Linked DNA regions of Mus musculus: region 1 is linked to region 2. The links are chromatin loops, found by intact Hi-C in ENCODE. Cell type or tissue: left cerebral cortex. All regions are shown on one strand. Links, peaks and the distances in the headings refer to the core of each region. The heading gives the core; the rest is flanking DNA. Region 1 has its middle 67 kb from the start of Gm32357. Region 2 holds the start of Gm41484 (a long non-coding RNA gene).

The links. A loop is a pair of places that touch in the nucleus more often than their neighbours do. Peaks named below come from ENCODE experiments on the same cell type or tissue, not always from the same donor. Only the 100,000 strongest peaks of a DNase experiment are listed, where the experiment ranks them.
Region 1: it touches region 2 in a loop (8-fold over the local background); 12 of 42 quality-filtered maps call a loop at or near these places.

Annotation. Positions count from the first base shown.
Region 1 is chr16:86,298,807-86,306,956 of GRCm38, forward strand. No RefSeq gene overlaps it. Among named protein-coding and RNA genes, the nearest start is that of Gm32357, 67 kb to the left of the region's middle. In left cerebral cortex, for the core only: a CTCF peak has its summit at 3,884 (motif pointing left); a DNase peak (open chromatin) is centred at 3,847.
Region 2 is chr16:87,245,050-87,253,199 of GRCm38, forward strand. It overlaps Gm41484 (a long non-coding RNA gene), which reads right to left and starts at 1,644. Exons shown (of 3, transcript XR_876207.2): 1 at 525-1,644. In left cerebral cortex, for the core only: CTCF peaks have their summits at 1,664 (motif pointing left), 3,810 (motif pointing left) and 5,060 (motif pointing left); DNase peaks (open chromatin) are centred at 1,564, 3,769, 5,058 and 5,959; H3K4me3 peaks cover 192 bases; H3K27ac peaks cover 133 bases.

The DNA of each region.
Region 1 (8,150 bases), core at 1,247-6,246, 950 kb before region 2:
TCCCTGCTCCCCTACCCACCCACTCCCACTTCTTGGCCCTGGCATTCCCCTGTACTGGGGCATATAAAATTTGCAAGACCTAGGGGCCTCTTTTCCCAATGATGGCCGACTAGGCCATCTTCTGCTACATGTGCAGCTAGAGACACGAGCTCTGGGGGGTACTGGTTAGTTCATATTGTTGTTCCACCTATAGGGTTGCAGACATCTTCAGATCCTTGGGTACTTTCTCTAGCTCCTCCATTGGGGGCCCTGTGTTCCATCCAATAGATGACCGTGACCATCCACTTCTGTATTTGCCAGGCACTGGCATAGCCTCATATGAGACAGCTATATCAGGGTCCCTTCAGCAAAATCTTGCTGGCATATGCAATAGTATCTGCGTTTGGTGGCTGATTATGGGATGGACCTCTGGGTGGGGCAGTCTCTGGATAGTCCATCATTTAGTCTTAGCTCCAAACTTTGTCTTTGTAATTCCTTCCATGGGTATTTTGTTTCCTATTCTAAGGAGGAATGAAGTATCCACATGGTCTTCCTTTTTCTTGATTTTCTTGTGTTTTGCAAATTGTATCTTGGGTATTCTAAGTTTCTGGGCTAATATCCCCTTATCAGTGAGTGCATATGTATGGCTTCTACCCCATATTTGGTTATTGAGTTCCTGGAAGAAAAACAAATTCACAGACATTTTACTTACAATATACCTTAAGCAGCACAACAGCTTGGCAGCTGCCTATCCTTTATGTTGTTGGAATCTACTTTCCTATTGATAACCCCTAGTAATTTTTTACAATCTCTGGTCACAAAAATTCCATCCCACCTATAGCTCTTCTGCCTAGCTGTTGGTTGTTTGCATCTTTATTTACCAATCAAAATTAACTTGGGTATAGGGTCACAGGGCCTATGTGCAGACTCCAAGTCTTAAGGGCCTGCACTTAACCTTCCAATAAATAATAAAAGACAAAAAAATCTCAAAATGGACTTGGCACTCTGATTTCTCTGTTGGTAATTGGGGAAATGAAAGTTATATGAGCTGTGTGTGACTGACAATGAGAGAAATAGTTACTCTAAAACAAGTATTGCTAGAAATCTAAAACATGACTCCCTCACTAAGCTCTTGGTTTTAGAATTGAGTGTGAAGTGATGATATATTAATGTCTTTAGTTCAAAATATTAGGCTGGGCTTGGTGGTGCACGCCTTTAATCCCAGCACTCGGGAGGCAGACGCAGGCGGATTTCTGAGTTCGAGGCCAGCCTGATCTACAAAGTGAGTTCCAGGACAGCCAGGGCTACACAGAGAAACCCTGTCTCAAAAGAACCAAAAAGAAAAAAAAAACAAACAAACAAAAAAACAAAAAACAAAAACAAAACAAAAAAAAAAAACAACCAAAATATTAGCTAATTAAATGGAAATGATTTCGTGCTCAGCTTGGCATGTCCTTGGCAGATAAGTCAGCACTGGTGGGGTGAATGTTGCTGATCAGTATCTGTCTCACAAGGACAAAAGAAGTGATACAAATACAATGCTTCTAGAAGACCTGACTCAACTCCACGGAGTTCAACAGGACTCTTTTGTGTGCTCGGCACCACCCAGCTACCAGCAAAATATTTATTAAATGTAGAACATGGCTTACTGTATTATTATGGAAAGAAAAGTCTTAGTTTTATATGCTTTTTAAATGAATGATCCTTGAAAGAGGAGTGAGAATCAGAAGCAAATTAAAATTTTCAGTGCTTCCATTTTTAAACTTAATTTTAGACATTGTAATTTGTATTACTAGTAAATTATGTTAAAATTACTACCCTTTTGTAAGATAGTATAATACTAGAGATACAATGTTGCTTCATTTGAACAGTGTTAGTAGCTTTCCTTTTATAGAATTGAGGCACAAAATATCAAGAAAGAAGGATTTTGTTACAATGTAGGAAACTTGAATATTATTTATGCTTTTATTTTCTTCACATATTTTAATCAAAGAAGTATGAAAGAGGGGAAATCCACAAAGGAAATACCACAAAAGATTAATGCCCAATGCAACAATTATACAGTTATATAGTTATTAATAGTAAGCTTGTAAATACATGTGTGAGCGTGCACATACACAATACACACACACACACACACACACACACACACACACACACACACACACCAAATATAATCCATGACAGTTGGTGGAGAAAAGTTGAGGTGCAGTCCAAATAGTCCCTATCTGTGTTGCCTTTCACACTCACTAGTGTAAGTGTGTGAGCAGCAATATTGGGTTGTTAATTGTGAAGTAATTTGGTTTTTTTTTTCTGAGCAATGTAAGATTTACTTTTCTAATAATAACCATAAAAAATTTAAAACATGCTTTTGGAAAATCATTGGCTACCTACACAGTAAGTGCTCTGGACAACTCCGGGATTTCAGGAAGGTATTACTTTCTTAATTGTGTAAAGTATTTAAGAAAAGAAATGTGCTGATGAAGACTGCAAACCTACTTTATAACATGCTTATCAGTGACTTCTACTGTAAGTTGTACTCTAGAGATTTCAGTATGGAATCACACCATTACCCAGGCTGTAATGGCATTATCTGTCCAGGTGGAAAGATAATGTCCAGGGAGTGTGAAAATCAAGAATTTCATTTTATAAGAAAGTGATGTGGACAATTTCATTGCTTAGGACTAGTTGTTTCCCTTGAATTTCTGTGAATAATCACAGCTGATCTGCAGAACTCCTATATCATATTGAAATTCTTCGCTCAAAAAATTGGTTGTGCAAATATGACCTGACATAATATCTCTAATCTTAACAAAATTATTTTTATACAATTGGGATTAGAGTAATTTAGTAAGAGACAGTTAGTTCAAAGCATTTTTAAAATGAGACTATTTAGTCTCATTTGTTAGATCACTGGAGCCTCCATAAGAAATACTATAAATAAGGTTTCTTAAATGTATTTGCTTACAGTAATTCCAAAATAGAGGATATGAGTCCTCTTCAAGTGAGTCCTTTTTCCTGAATTACAGATAACTGCATTCTGTTTGTTCTCACAAGCTCACAGAGAGTAACCAGGTTTTCTTCTTTTAGGAACATCGGCCTTATAAGATCAAAGCTCTAAGCACATGATGTCTTTGAACCCTAATTCATACTTCCTTTAAATAAAGCTTTGGATAAAGAGCTACCATCTACAATTTTTTTTCAGACATGAGACTCTGTCCATTCCATTGCATTACTCATAGACTCATTTTCATACATTATCACATACAAAATGCAGTCAAACTTTGCTCGTTCCAATATTAATAGTAAATACTAGAGTCTTGAGGCAAAAGAATAGTTTTCTTTGGCTTGGTGTCCATCCCTCCCAGCCATCTCCACCCTGTTCCTGAGGTGGGAGTGCTAAGTGTTTAAGCTGTTGTTGCTGGAGGCTCAGTCCTTCCCTTTACTTGAAGACCACGCATACCATAGCTTTATTGGAGACTTATAAAATTCTACAGCCTCGATTAAGTTCTACAGCCTACCTTCCTTCCATCCTTCCCTACAGCCTCCTCCATTCCATTATTTCCAAATGATGATGCTCCTCTGGATAGAATTACATTTCTTCCCTTGAGGTGGCTCATTTAACTGATGAATTATATTCATGTTCTCTCTCTCTCTCTCTCTCTCTCTCTCTCTCTCTCTCTCTCTCTCTCTCTCTCTCACCAGATATCATTCACTCTGTCTACACAAGCTCAGATGTTCACAATAAGATACAAAGGACCAGGGTCTTAGATAACATGAATGCACTGGCCCAAATATGTGCAGTCCAGAAGTCCAAGTTAAATGGCATTCAACTCAACTCCTGTTTTTCTGGTGGTGTTCTCAGTATGTCTTCTCATGGGGATGGAAGCAGAGCCCTCTAGTGTCTTTTATTATAATGACACTAATCCTTTAGGATTAACCTCTGCAATGAGTATTATAGCTTCAATTTATAGAATATAAGGGGGAGTAATTCAGCTCCTCACATCATATTATCTATCTTGGCACAGCACTTTTAAGTTTTTTGTATTCGGTTTGATGTTTAATCCTATCAGAATCTCTAAAACCATCCTAGGCTACTCAAACCCACATTACCTTCAGAAGGTCTTGTACATCTCAGAACTGTTTCCTTGGCACAAAGTGGAGAGTGTAGTTATATGTTAACTATCTGCTACATTCCATTCGGCCAACGCAGTGGACTAATTTTCCCATGTCTGTTTCACATGTGGGTTCCTGTTGAATGGGCCCTCTCTGTCTGCTTCCTAGGATTCTTTAACATTACTATGCCATCTACAAAAGCCAGAGAGGCCATTTCCTGAATACCTATCTACTTTCTATACTTTAAGAACCTCACAATGTAGGTTACCTGGATATGTTTCTGGTTACTGGAGAATAATTCTGTTAAATAACGAGGTTTAGTACTGTTGTATCTGTAGGTATCTGTTGCCTGGTTAATGCAATGCAATATAATGAGTTGCCTCATAGCCTACCCGCATATGATCCCACTATGATGGACGATATCCTTATTTCTTTAAGTTTATTTTGATGAATATTTTGTCACAATAGTAAGGAAAGTAATTAATTCAGGTAATTGGGAACAATAAGTTTGGATGTTAGAGTACAGGAGAGCAAAATGCCAAAAGAAAAATAGAAAGTGATATCTTGATTCCTACTTTCTCTATTCATTCATTCATGCATTCATTCATTTATTCATTCTGTCTAATCCAATATGTAGGTATTTAAGTCTCCTCTCCATCCCGTCCTCTCAGATCCCATATCACCTCTCCTCTCCCCCAGACCCAGTGTTCCTCCATTTCCCTTCAGAGAAGAACAGGCCTCCCTGTGGTATCAAACTTGGTACAATAAGATTCAATAATACTAGGGATATGCCCTCCTTCAAGGCTAGATGAAGTCCTACGGTGTGGCAAAAGAGTCAATGGCACTGCCCACTGCCATTGCTAGGAGTCCAACAAAACTCAAGGTAAATAACTACAGCATGTATGCAGAGGATATGGCGCAGACCCATGCAGGATCCGTGGGTGGCTGCTGCTTCAGTCTCTATGATCTCTGATGAGCACGGCTTAGTTGTTACTGATGGCAGTGTTCTGGTGTCCTGTACTCCTGGGTTTTCAAAGGGTCACAAGGGACTGTGTTTTCCAGTCCACAGATGAGGAGTCATTTTAGCAAGATACTGCACATACTGCATTCTCTCTGTGTCCTAAGAATCTGAGTCAGATTGAGGTCACAAGCATGAAGGAATTTAACAAAGTCTCAAGACCAAGGAATTCAGGCTATGTCGCAGTTGCTGTTCATTCACATCTTCTGCTCTACCATGAAAAAGAGCAGGAAGTGGAACAAAGAAGATGTGAGCATGTATCATTTGGTGGGAAGGAAGGAATCTAATTTGTAGCCAGACTGGAGAGACTGCAGACTGTTCTTGCTGAGGACTTGAGTTGGATGTTCAGCATTCAAGACAGGTGGCCCTCAACTGCCTTTAATTTCAACCTGTCTAGACAAATGGTAGAAATTTATGGCATGCAAGTAATGTTTGGATGCTAGGATACTATGTTTAATTTTTATCGTTAAGTTGGGAGGATATAGAATTAATTATTGGAGACTGAGTAAGGAGACAATATGGGAGGAAATGACATCTTTTTTTGTTTGTTTGTTTGTTTTTGTTTTTGTTTTTTGAGATGTGGTTTCTCTGTGCAGCCCTCGCTGTCCTGGAGCTCACTTTGTAGACTAGGCTGGCCTCAAACTCAGAAATCTGCCTGCCTCTGCCTCCCGAGTGCTGGGATTAAAGGCGTGTGCCACCAAGCCTGGCACTGGAAATGACATATTCTTAAACTTTAATTAAAAAAAAAAAACAATAAAAATAAACAAAGTAAACATAATCTGCCCCAGAAGAAAACAAATTCACAAACTAAGACTATTCATTCTTTGAAATCTGTGAAATTACAGTTCTCTTTCTTTCATGGCTCAACTACAATTATCTACTGATTTCCAGGGGTCTAGCTTTGGGCAGTGTTATTTTCTGCATCATGGACATAGAAATCCTCTTAAATCAGTTGTGTAAAAGATATGGGTATAAGGAGGAAATACCCAGGGAGCTGGGCGGATCTGCAACCCTATAGGTGGAACAACAATATGAACTAACCAGTACCACCACCACCCCCCTACCCCCCTCCTTGGAGCTCGTGTCTCTAGTTGCATATGTATCAGAAGATGGCCTGGTCGGCCATCAGTGGAAAGAGAGGCCCATTGGTCGTGCAAACTTTATATGCCTCAGTACAGGGGAACGCCAGGGCCAAGAGGTGGTAGTGGGTGGATGGGGCAGTGGGGGGGGGGGTGTGGGGGACTTTTGGGATAGCATTGGAAATGTAAATGAAATAAATACCCAATAATAAAAAATAAAAAAAATGAGATTATATTAGAAAAAAAGTTTAATGATGCTGTTGTGTACTTCTCTAAACATAGTTAAACTATTCATAAAAGAGAGAAACATTTTTACACTATTATCAACAGAAAACATTTAGAATACTTTTTTAGACATCAAAAAGAATTTTTTTTGAATTTTGTCTTTTTTTCTTTTGTGACTAGAAACAAAGCAACTTTATTTGGAGGGTGCTGGACTTTTAATGTTATATTTATTGATAATCTTTGGAATGAGGTTTCTGTTATATATCAGATCAGCCTAATATTCAAGTATAATTGAAGGAAGATAAAATCATGTATCTGTGCCACAGTGTTTAAAAACAAAGTCATCATAATCAATTAGTATTTGATATTAAACTATACATTACCTAACTTATATGGCACATTCTTCACACATTGCTACTCTGTTCATTTTATTAAATGTTTCATTTGTGCCAGTCAAGTTATAGTTGTTGCAAAGAATACTAAACATCAAAAATCAGCCTTGACTAGATAGAATCTATTTACATAACTATAACTAGATCAATTAAACTGTGGAACTGCCCTCATAGTAGTCCTGTGAAGATACAAATTACATAACTGCAAAGACTGAGACATCTTAAAGAGTTAGAGAATGCCTTCTTAGTAAAGAAACGTTTGATCTAATAGTTAAATGTTAATGGATGTTACCTGTGGATAATGACAAATACAGGATAGTGTTTTTGATGTTCAGAAGTGAAGGAACAGTATGTGTTGATTTAAAGCTAAAACCTCTAGACCTATATGTCATTTCTGATTAAGAATTTAACTCTTTCATTTGCAACTAATCCCTGCTGGGTAAAGGGAAATTAGTTTTTCAATGAACTGTCACTGGGTACAGGAACCATACACAAAGCCCAGGAGTGACTGACCAACTCAAGATGGCCTCTCGGTTTCTCTTTGGACTTTTTTCTTTGTATTGAATTGTTTTGGTCTGTTATTATTTGTCTTATTGGTTTTATTCGTTTTGATTTTTGAGAGACAAGGATGGAGAGAGGAAGAATGTAAAGCTGTGTGAGTGGGGAGGTGAAGAGGATCTGAAAGAAGCTGAAGGTGGGAAAATAGGATCACGGTGTAGCGTATGAAGAAAATATGAAAATATGCTGTAATTTTTTAAAAAGTACTTTCAGCTTTTCATGTGAAGCACATAAATAGTAATATTAATTGGGCTTTACAGTTCTGTATTTTAGGTATATGATGATTAAAAACAAGTTAGCTGAGCTGTCAGATCATCAGACCGTAATTAGGTCAAGAAGGATAGAGTGAGAATATTCAACATTATTGAGAGAGTAAGGATCACTTTATAATGCAGAAATGTCTGTGGCTGAGGCCATGAAAAGGTATACACCCTTCTACCCCTTATCTCAAAATAGTTATCCTCTGAGAAGTTCCTAGGTTCTACCTAATTTTAGAAATGGTAAAACAATACCAGAGTTTTCACAATAAGAGGAGGAGAACAATGGCCTTTCTCTACACAACGAATAAACAGGCTGAGAAAGAAATTATGGAAACAACACCCTTCTCAATAGTTACAAATAATATAAAATATCTTGGCGTGACTCTAACTAAGGAAGTGAAAGATCTGTATGATAAAAACTTCAAGTCTCTGAAGAAAGAAATTAAAGAAGATCTCAGAAGATGGAAAGATCTCCCATGCTCATGGATTGGCAGGATCAACATTGTAAAAATGGCTATCTTGC
Region 2 (8,150 bases), core at 1,408-6,407:
AAGTCTTTTTCAAAGTTAAAAAGTAATAATAATAATTTGGGAAGACATCCAGACATCAGTCTCTGGCCTCCGTGGGTGTCCACTTGGGCAAGCACCGGCTCATAGAACGCTTAGAACACAACAATGGCAGAGGGAGAGAGAGAGAGAGAGAGAGAGAGAGAGAGAGAGAGAGAGAGAGAGAGAGAGGGAGAGAGAGGGAGAGAGAGAGAGAGAGCCTGGGATCTCTTTTCTTTGATCTTCATGGTCAGGTTTACTCACTCAGCATCATTGTTCAAACCTGGACTGTTACCAGCCTAGGATTAAACATTGGCAAGTAGCTATCGGTGAACACCATCTGTAATTACCTCCTACAAGACCTGACTATTAACACATCACTTTTCTGAGAATCCTTAACTGTGTTTTGTTAGATACAGGTCACGGTTTTAAAAGGTACCTACACTTTACCCCTAGCGCGACAACAGATGGATTTGCTTTGCTCCTATGCCGGCTTGTTTGTGCAACAAGCACACACTTTTTTATGTTACCTGGCCAGCATCGGCTCCTCTCCATTGCTGGTTCAGTTCCAAAGTGAGCACAACTCCAAGTCTCAAGCCTTGTTCCTAAGGTTGAACTCAAGCCAGATGAACCACATGAGACAAAATAAGACAAAATGAAGCAGGCCTAAGCCAAAAAGATGACTAGACCTATCTCCAATGGCAACCTCAGGATAGGGTTTCCTGTTTCAGCCCAACTCAACATTTTATCTCTTTAAAAACAAAGAAAAGGGAACAGAGCATCACGAAGTCGTGTCTGAGACGGACAGAAGGCAAAAAGATTAACTTGTTAAAAATACAAAAGAAGAAACTGATCTTTGAAAAGGTTCAATTCTACTATGGCAAAATGGAAAATCAGGCTCCGTTGAAGCAGACTCCAGCAAACTATGAAATGAGCTACCTGTATTTGTAGGTTGGTTCAAGGGATCGTACTCTGTGTGTGTGTGTGTGTGTGTGTGTGTGTGTGTGTGTGTGTGTGTGTGTGTTGCCAATGGGTGCTCTTTCAGGGTACAGGAGCTGGGTAGCTACGACAGAGACCATGAAGTTCATAAAACCTGAAAGATTTAGTGTCTGGACCTGTCCAGGAAGTCTGCCGTCCTTTGGTTTAAAGTTACATTTTGCTGAAAACAGCAATTATCAAGTTCCTCAAAGGTCCTGTCTTGAACTCTTTCCTCCTATCTGGTGTGGAGTGGCGCCATCCACGCCTCGGTCAGGATGAGTCTCTGTCCCGTCACTCCTTGCTGTAAGTTCTGAGAACCATTGTTCCCTCGCCGACATTTGGTAAACATATCTTCAGAAACTTGAAAGGAGGTTAAGAACATCTCGGAGGTTGGATTTCAAATTCTGTGTTACTCTGACACTGGGATTCGGCTCGAGCTGGTAGCCGGAGCTGCGACGTGTGTGCCGAGGGCCTCCTCCTAGGGAGGCTGCAGCCTGGTACTTTGTAGCACAGTCGGAGGAGGGAACTGGAAAACCCAGGCGCGATCGCTTCTCCAAGTTTTCACCGTAAATAATCATTTTTTTTTTAATGTTCCAGTAACTTACCCACTAAGAAAGAAAAAGCAGATGATGACACACTGGGTGTGCTCCTACACGCTCATGTGTGGTGTTATACTGCCCTCTGCAGCTTCTAGCGGTTGAGCCGCCCTCTGGCACCTCGGTGACCTCTAGAGAAGTGTGCCTGTCCCACAGTGGAAGAAAAACTTCCCTAGCACGACAGGAAAAGAAAGGTTTAGACCAAAATGTTCCCTGTGGTCAGAGTCGTATCTCTGGCCCCAAACAGTGGCAGTGAATACTAGGAGGGGTCGATGTGCTGTGTCTTCTAGAAACACAACAGTGCCGCTTTAAAACGCATTTGCATTTTACAGTTCTGTAGAATGAGAATTCAACACAGTAATTGGGCCAGGGTGGGGAGGACACAAAAAGAAATAAGAAATTGGGTAAGACACCTCTGTCTGTTGTTTGTACCCAAATTTAACAGAACATGGATAAGACATAAGACCTCAGGATCCCAGGAAAGAAAAACACAGAAACGGGGAGGAAAAAAGGAAGAGAAGGCTGATTGATGGTAGCTGGAATCTAACGGTGTCTACTGAGAGACTTCATCGAGGTCAGATATTCGCTCCAGTGTGTCAGGAATCCAGACGAGGGATTATGAGATGGGGGTGGGGGGAGGGAAGTTGCACTCGATAAGAAAGAAGACCAAAACAGGCTTAGGACAGAAAGAGGACCAGAGGGGAGGGGCGGACATGGAGGAGGGCAGTAAGGGAGGTGAACAGATGAGTCTCATGACGCAGAGGGTGGACAATCCCTGTAAGAACGAGCATCTTTTTCCTGTATCGTTTCTGTAGCGTGTGAATGGTGCTTTGACAGGGTCACCAAGGACACAGAATGCCCTGTAGTTCTGAAGTGATCGAAGAATGAGTCAATAAGTCAACGCCAGTAGACACTCTCCCAATGCATTCCTTCACGACTGCACCAGACATGCGAGCTGTTACTGGACACTGTTTTGTTTTGTTTTTTTAATTGGATATTTTATTTATTTACATTTCAAATGATAGCCCCCTTCCCGGTTTCCCCTCTAAAAACCCCCTATCTCATCTCCCCCTACCCCTGCTTCTATGAGGGCGCTCCCCTACCCAGCCACCCACCCACTCCCGCCTACCCTCCCTAGAATTCCCCTACGTTGGGGCATCGAGCCTTCCCAGGACCAAGGGCTGCCCCTCAGTTACTGGACACTGTTAACAGCCCATCGCCGAGGGCTTTCTGGGCAGTGAGCTACCTAGAGTCATTTCTCAAGTCCTCCCCACACGCCTAAAAGTGGGGCTCTGCGCTCTGAACATGCATCCCTCAGCCTTTCCTGCCTGCGCCAGTAGAGGATTTTTGTGTGAATTCATTATTTCTTAATACACTGAGCAACAGCCTCTGTATATTATAATCCTTCCCATGTGTGAGGCTTGTGCTGGGTGTTTACAGATATTATTTTACAATAACCTTCAAAACTCATCTACCTCACATGTATTATGTACCCGAAAGCAATCTTAGACAGATTGAACATAAAATGTATACATATTGTTTTTCTTTGTTTTGTTTGTTTTGTTTTGTTGAGATAAGGTCTCTGCAACCCAAGTTGGTCTCAACTTTGTTATATAACTGAGGCTAACTTTGAAGCAGGACCCTGTTTCTACCTCACTGCTGCTTGTAGACTATCTCCTAGACTGCAAGCTGAAGAAACTAAATTATGAACCAAACACTTAAAAAAAATTGTCTTGCAACTTTATAACAGCTGATACACTCTAACAATGAGAATATTTTACTTCCATTCACACTCTGATTAGTTGTTTTCGTTCACTGATAATTTCGTTCACAGTATGAATAATTCAAAGTTTAAATGTTCAAGTTGGCCTCAAGGAACTGGAGTGTTAACTTAATCAGCCACTGCTGGCAAAATGTGTTCTTCATTAATGAGGCGGTTCAAGCACAGACTCATGGCTCCTTTAAGCATGATCCCCACGCGTGGGAGGGGAGTAAGCATGATTTTAGTACTTCTTAAGAGCTTATAAGGTGAAGCCTCATGGTGGTGGTAATGCATGCCTTTAATCCCAGCACTTGGGTGGCAGAGGTGGACTGCTGAGTTCAAGACCATCTTGAAGTACCCAGTAATTTCCAGGATAGCCAGGGATACACAGAGAAATCTTGTCTCAAAGTGGGAAAAAAAGTTTTACAAGATGAATTCAACTGCAAGCATTTTACAGTGCAATGTTGCCATCTGGTGGCCAGTGTGAAGTATCTCTATTTATCTAGAGACTTAACTATATTCTTTTTTTTTTTTAATTTTTTTATTAGGTATTTTCTTCATTTACATCTCAAATGCTATCCCGAAAGTCCCCCTACACCCTCCCCCCGCCCTGCTCCCCTACCCACACACTCCCACTTCTTGGCCCTGGCGTTCCCCTGTACTGGGGCATATAAAGTTTGCTAGACCAATGATGGCCAACTAGGCCACCTTCTGCTACATATGCAGCTAGAGACACAAGCTCTGGGGGTACTGGTTAGTTCATATTGTTGTCCCACCTATTGGGTTGCAGATCCCTTCAGCTCTTGGGTACTTTCTCTAGCTCCTCCATTGAGAGCCCTGTGTTCCATCCAATAGCTGACTACGAGCATCCACTTCTGTATTTGCCAAGCACTGGCAAAGCCTCACAGGAGACAGCTATATCAGGGTCCTTTCAGCAAAATCTTGCTGGCGTATGCAATAGTGTCTGCGTTTGGTCGCTGATTATGGGATGGACCCCAGGTGGGGCAGTCTCTCGTCTTAGCTCCAAACCTTGTCTCTGCAACTCCTTCCATGGATACTTTATTCCATATTCTAGGGAGGAATGAAGTATCCACGCGTTGGTCTTCCTTCTTGATTTACTTGTGTTTTGGAAGTTGTTTCTTGGGTATTCTAGGTTTCTGGACTAATATCCACTTATCAATGAGTGCATATCAAGTGACTTCTTTTGTGATTGGGTTAGATCTTTCCGTTAGTGCTATGCGCTCAACCCCTTAGCAGACACGAAGATTTGTAGGTGTGGACAGGATAGACTCTAGCATTCATGCATCTTTACTTCCGAAAATTTTACCCTTCGAAACATGCACGAGGGCAGGGAGACCCTGACCTGCCCCCTCTCAGAGACCTCCACCCTGAATTTCTGGCGGTGCTTCTGACACACTAAGAGGTCACCCTGTTCTCCCTGCTGCCTGTCCTCTTTGTCACCTCATTGCCAGTTCCACTTCGCTCCAACTGCTGTGGAGTTGCTCTTCTATCTGAGGTCTTAAAGAATAATAACAGCAGAACGTTTTACTATTCCATCAGATATCATTTGTATTTGATCAGGTGCCCACCCTATCACGATCCACATCTTCTCAGCAAGAATAATAAGGAAAGGAATTTTAAGCCCGTCGGTAACTTTCTTATCCTAGCTGCCTTTCAAGAACAGCAGATTGTTTTTTTCCAATGTTGGCGCTCCACTGCCACCTTCAGGAAGCTCGAGGTAAGGGCACTTCAGAAACCATTACCCTGCTAGGGTTACCTGGTAACAGGCAACTGAGGAGAGTGGCACTTAGCTTACTGATTTTCACTAAGTCCATGTTTTCTACGTAACTCAATCAAGATATGGGGATGAAAGCAACTAAGACCACATCTGTATTGTAGATACATGTATAATAATATCTAAAGCTTATAAAAGCTTTAGATGGCATACCTACATAATTCCTCTAAATGGTCATGGGAAGAACATACTCGTCCTACACCCTACACCGAGTGGAGCTGGCATTCACGTGGAGCTTTTGATGGGGGTGGGGTTCAGTGTATCGTGTCGCTGCTGATACATTTACACATTTTAAGAATTGCCTCCATAACTCCTATTTACTTTACAGGGGAAGAAACTGAGGTCTTTGGAGGTCACCTGGTTTATAGCCACACATCTAGCAAGGCCTTGTGACACCTGACTTCACAGTCAGTGATTCTTGGCACTGGGCTAATCCTCTCTTTCGAGTAAGTTAGCCGATAACAAGAAAGTACGATGCGGGGCGGTAAGCATTCTGACACCCTGAGTACGTCCAAGAAAAGCTGCTAGGCTTGGCGAATGGAGGTGGTTCCGAGTATAAAGATGCCGTGTTGAAACCTCGTGACCTGAGTTCAGGCCCTGAACCCCATAAGGCAGGGGAGAGAGCAACTTCTAAGAGCTGTGTTCTGAGCTACACAAACTTGCACAGAAGAAAAATAACTAAGTGGGGGAAAAAAGTATTTCAAAGTGCTGAGCTCTGAGAAATCAGGCATCAGTAAGAAAACTTTATTATTTTTTTTTTCTCATTACAGTATGTGCTGATAGGGAGGAGTTGTTTCGCGCTGAGCGCTCTGAGAGATGAAATTAAACTCTGCCTGATCTAAATAAATGTTTGATCTACTCATGTGATGATCTGTGGAGGGCATTCCAGAGAGAAATGAAGAGCTGGTGCAAAAACCCTGAGAGGAAAGGCATCTGGCTGCCTGAAGCACAGACATGACACTCGTGATAGGAAATAGAGAAATGGAGGAGGGAGCTCCAGGTACAAAACACAGAGGGCCAGCCCAGTAAGCCAGACTATAAGAGGGTGGGGGCGGGGTAAATGTTAGATGAGAAGAAAAGCCTTTAGAAGGTGTGAGGTCGGGGCTGGAGAGATGGCTCAGGCTGGAGAGGGGGAGGAGGGGAAGGTGGGGGAGGAGGAGGGGAAGGAGGAGGAGGAGGAAGGCATGAAAAGGGTCACTCTGCTGCCAGTAATGGAGATGCCATAAATACTTGGAAAAGAGCAGAGAGAGAAGATGGTGATCTTGAGAAACAGCAAAGGCTGAAGGATGGCCCAAGGCACGATGTGTAAAGTTCAGGTGTGCTAATGGAAGAAGAGGAGCTAGGTGAGTTGGCAGGGTACCCGGCTATGGGAGGCTCCTCTGACCTGGGGAATCCAGAGTTGTGTATGACACCCAGAATGGGGTTCCAGTGTCTTGGTAATGGCTTGGTTAACCCTGCCATTGAACCTCACTAAGGACCCACATTCCAGTGTGCCAAAAATGCAGAAATGGGACTATAAAGGCTCGGTGCCTCTAGCACCTCTATAATTAGCACCACTGGCCCCTGGGTAATTGTGGAAATGTGCATTAGAATTAACCATGTTGTAGAGAAAAGTGAAGGTAAAGGTGTAGGTGTTTTTCAAGACATTTTTTTTTAACCAGTCTCTATCCAGTATTGAACTTGCCGGGTTCAATTCTTTGTTTTTCTGATCATTATTAGAAAATGATCATGTGAGTTTTGAGAGTTAGTGCTGTCATGTCTGTCATTTGAAATATTTGTTTCTTGGAGCTGGAGAGAGAGCCCAGCAGTTAAGATCACTGGCTTCTTTTCCAGAGGACTTGGGTTTAATTCCCAGCACCCACATGACAGCCCACACCTGCCTGTAACTCTGGCTCCAGGGGAGCCAACAGACACACATGTAGGTTAAATGCTAATGTACATAAAATAAATAAAAATATTTGTGTCTTTTTGTTTTATGTGTTTTTTGTTTTCCCTGTGTGTTTGTGTGTACACCATGTGAGTGCCTGCTGTCTGTGGAGGGCAGAACAGGATGTCAGAACCCTCAGATCTGGACTCAGAAATGTGTGTGAGACACCTTGTGGATGCTGGAGACCAGACGTGTATCCTCTGCAAGAGCAGCTGGCTCTCTTAACCACTGAGCATCTCATCAGCCATCATATTCATTCGTAATGGTATTTGTTGCTGTTTGGTTGTTGTTGTTGTTGTTGTTGTTGTTGTTGTTGTTGTTGGCTGTGGCTGTTGCTATAATCTGTTGTTAGTCTTAAGAAGATCGAAGTAATCATGAAGATTCTGAGTGCAGTCCACATGCACTTCACTGGAAATAGGAAAAAGTCGTTTCATCCTCTGGAAAAGCACCCACAATTACCCACTCCACAGAGCTAACCTGCACTTAAGAGTCTAGCCCCCTTTCCACTGTCAGCAAGAGGCTGTAAGGACTGGAAATGACACTGCCCTGTTCTCGGAACTTCTCCAGAATTTCCATTCTCTAGTCAGTTTCCTCCAAAGACTTGGAGAATGGCTAAATTATTCATACTGCCCCAAACCATCAAGATACATGCTGCCCTAAACAATTGCTATTCAGGCAAATTATTCTATACTTTTTTTACACTTTCCTCTCTTGCTTGTCTCTTATTGTCTGCAGGGGAACAGATTTCCCTACAGATTTCCCTAAATCACCCTTTGTTTTCTCCTTCTCCTCCTCCTCCTCTTCTTCAATGTTCCTCCTCTCCTTCTCTTCCTCCTCCTCCACCTCCTCTTCTTCATCTCTCTATGCACTGTGTTTTTTAGTGTGTCAAATTATAACTATAGTTTTATTGGAAATAGATTTTTTTATATAATATACCCAAATTATTGTTACCTGCACCCTAATCCTCTCAGTTCCTGCCTCCTCCCCTCACACTCCCTTTCTGTCTCTCATTAGAAAACAAGCAAATATTATAAAGCAAAAACTAACATATCATACTAGAACAAACAAAAGGAAAATAGCCCAAAAAAAGGCATGAGA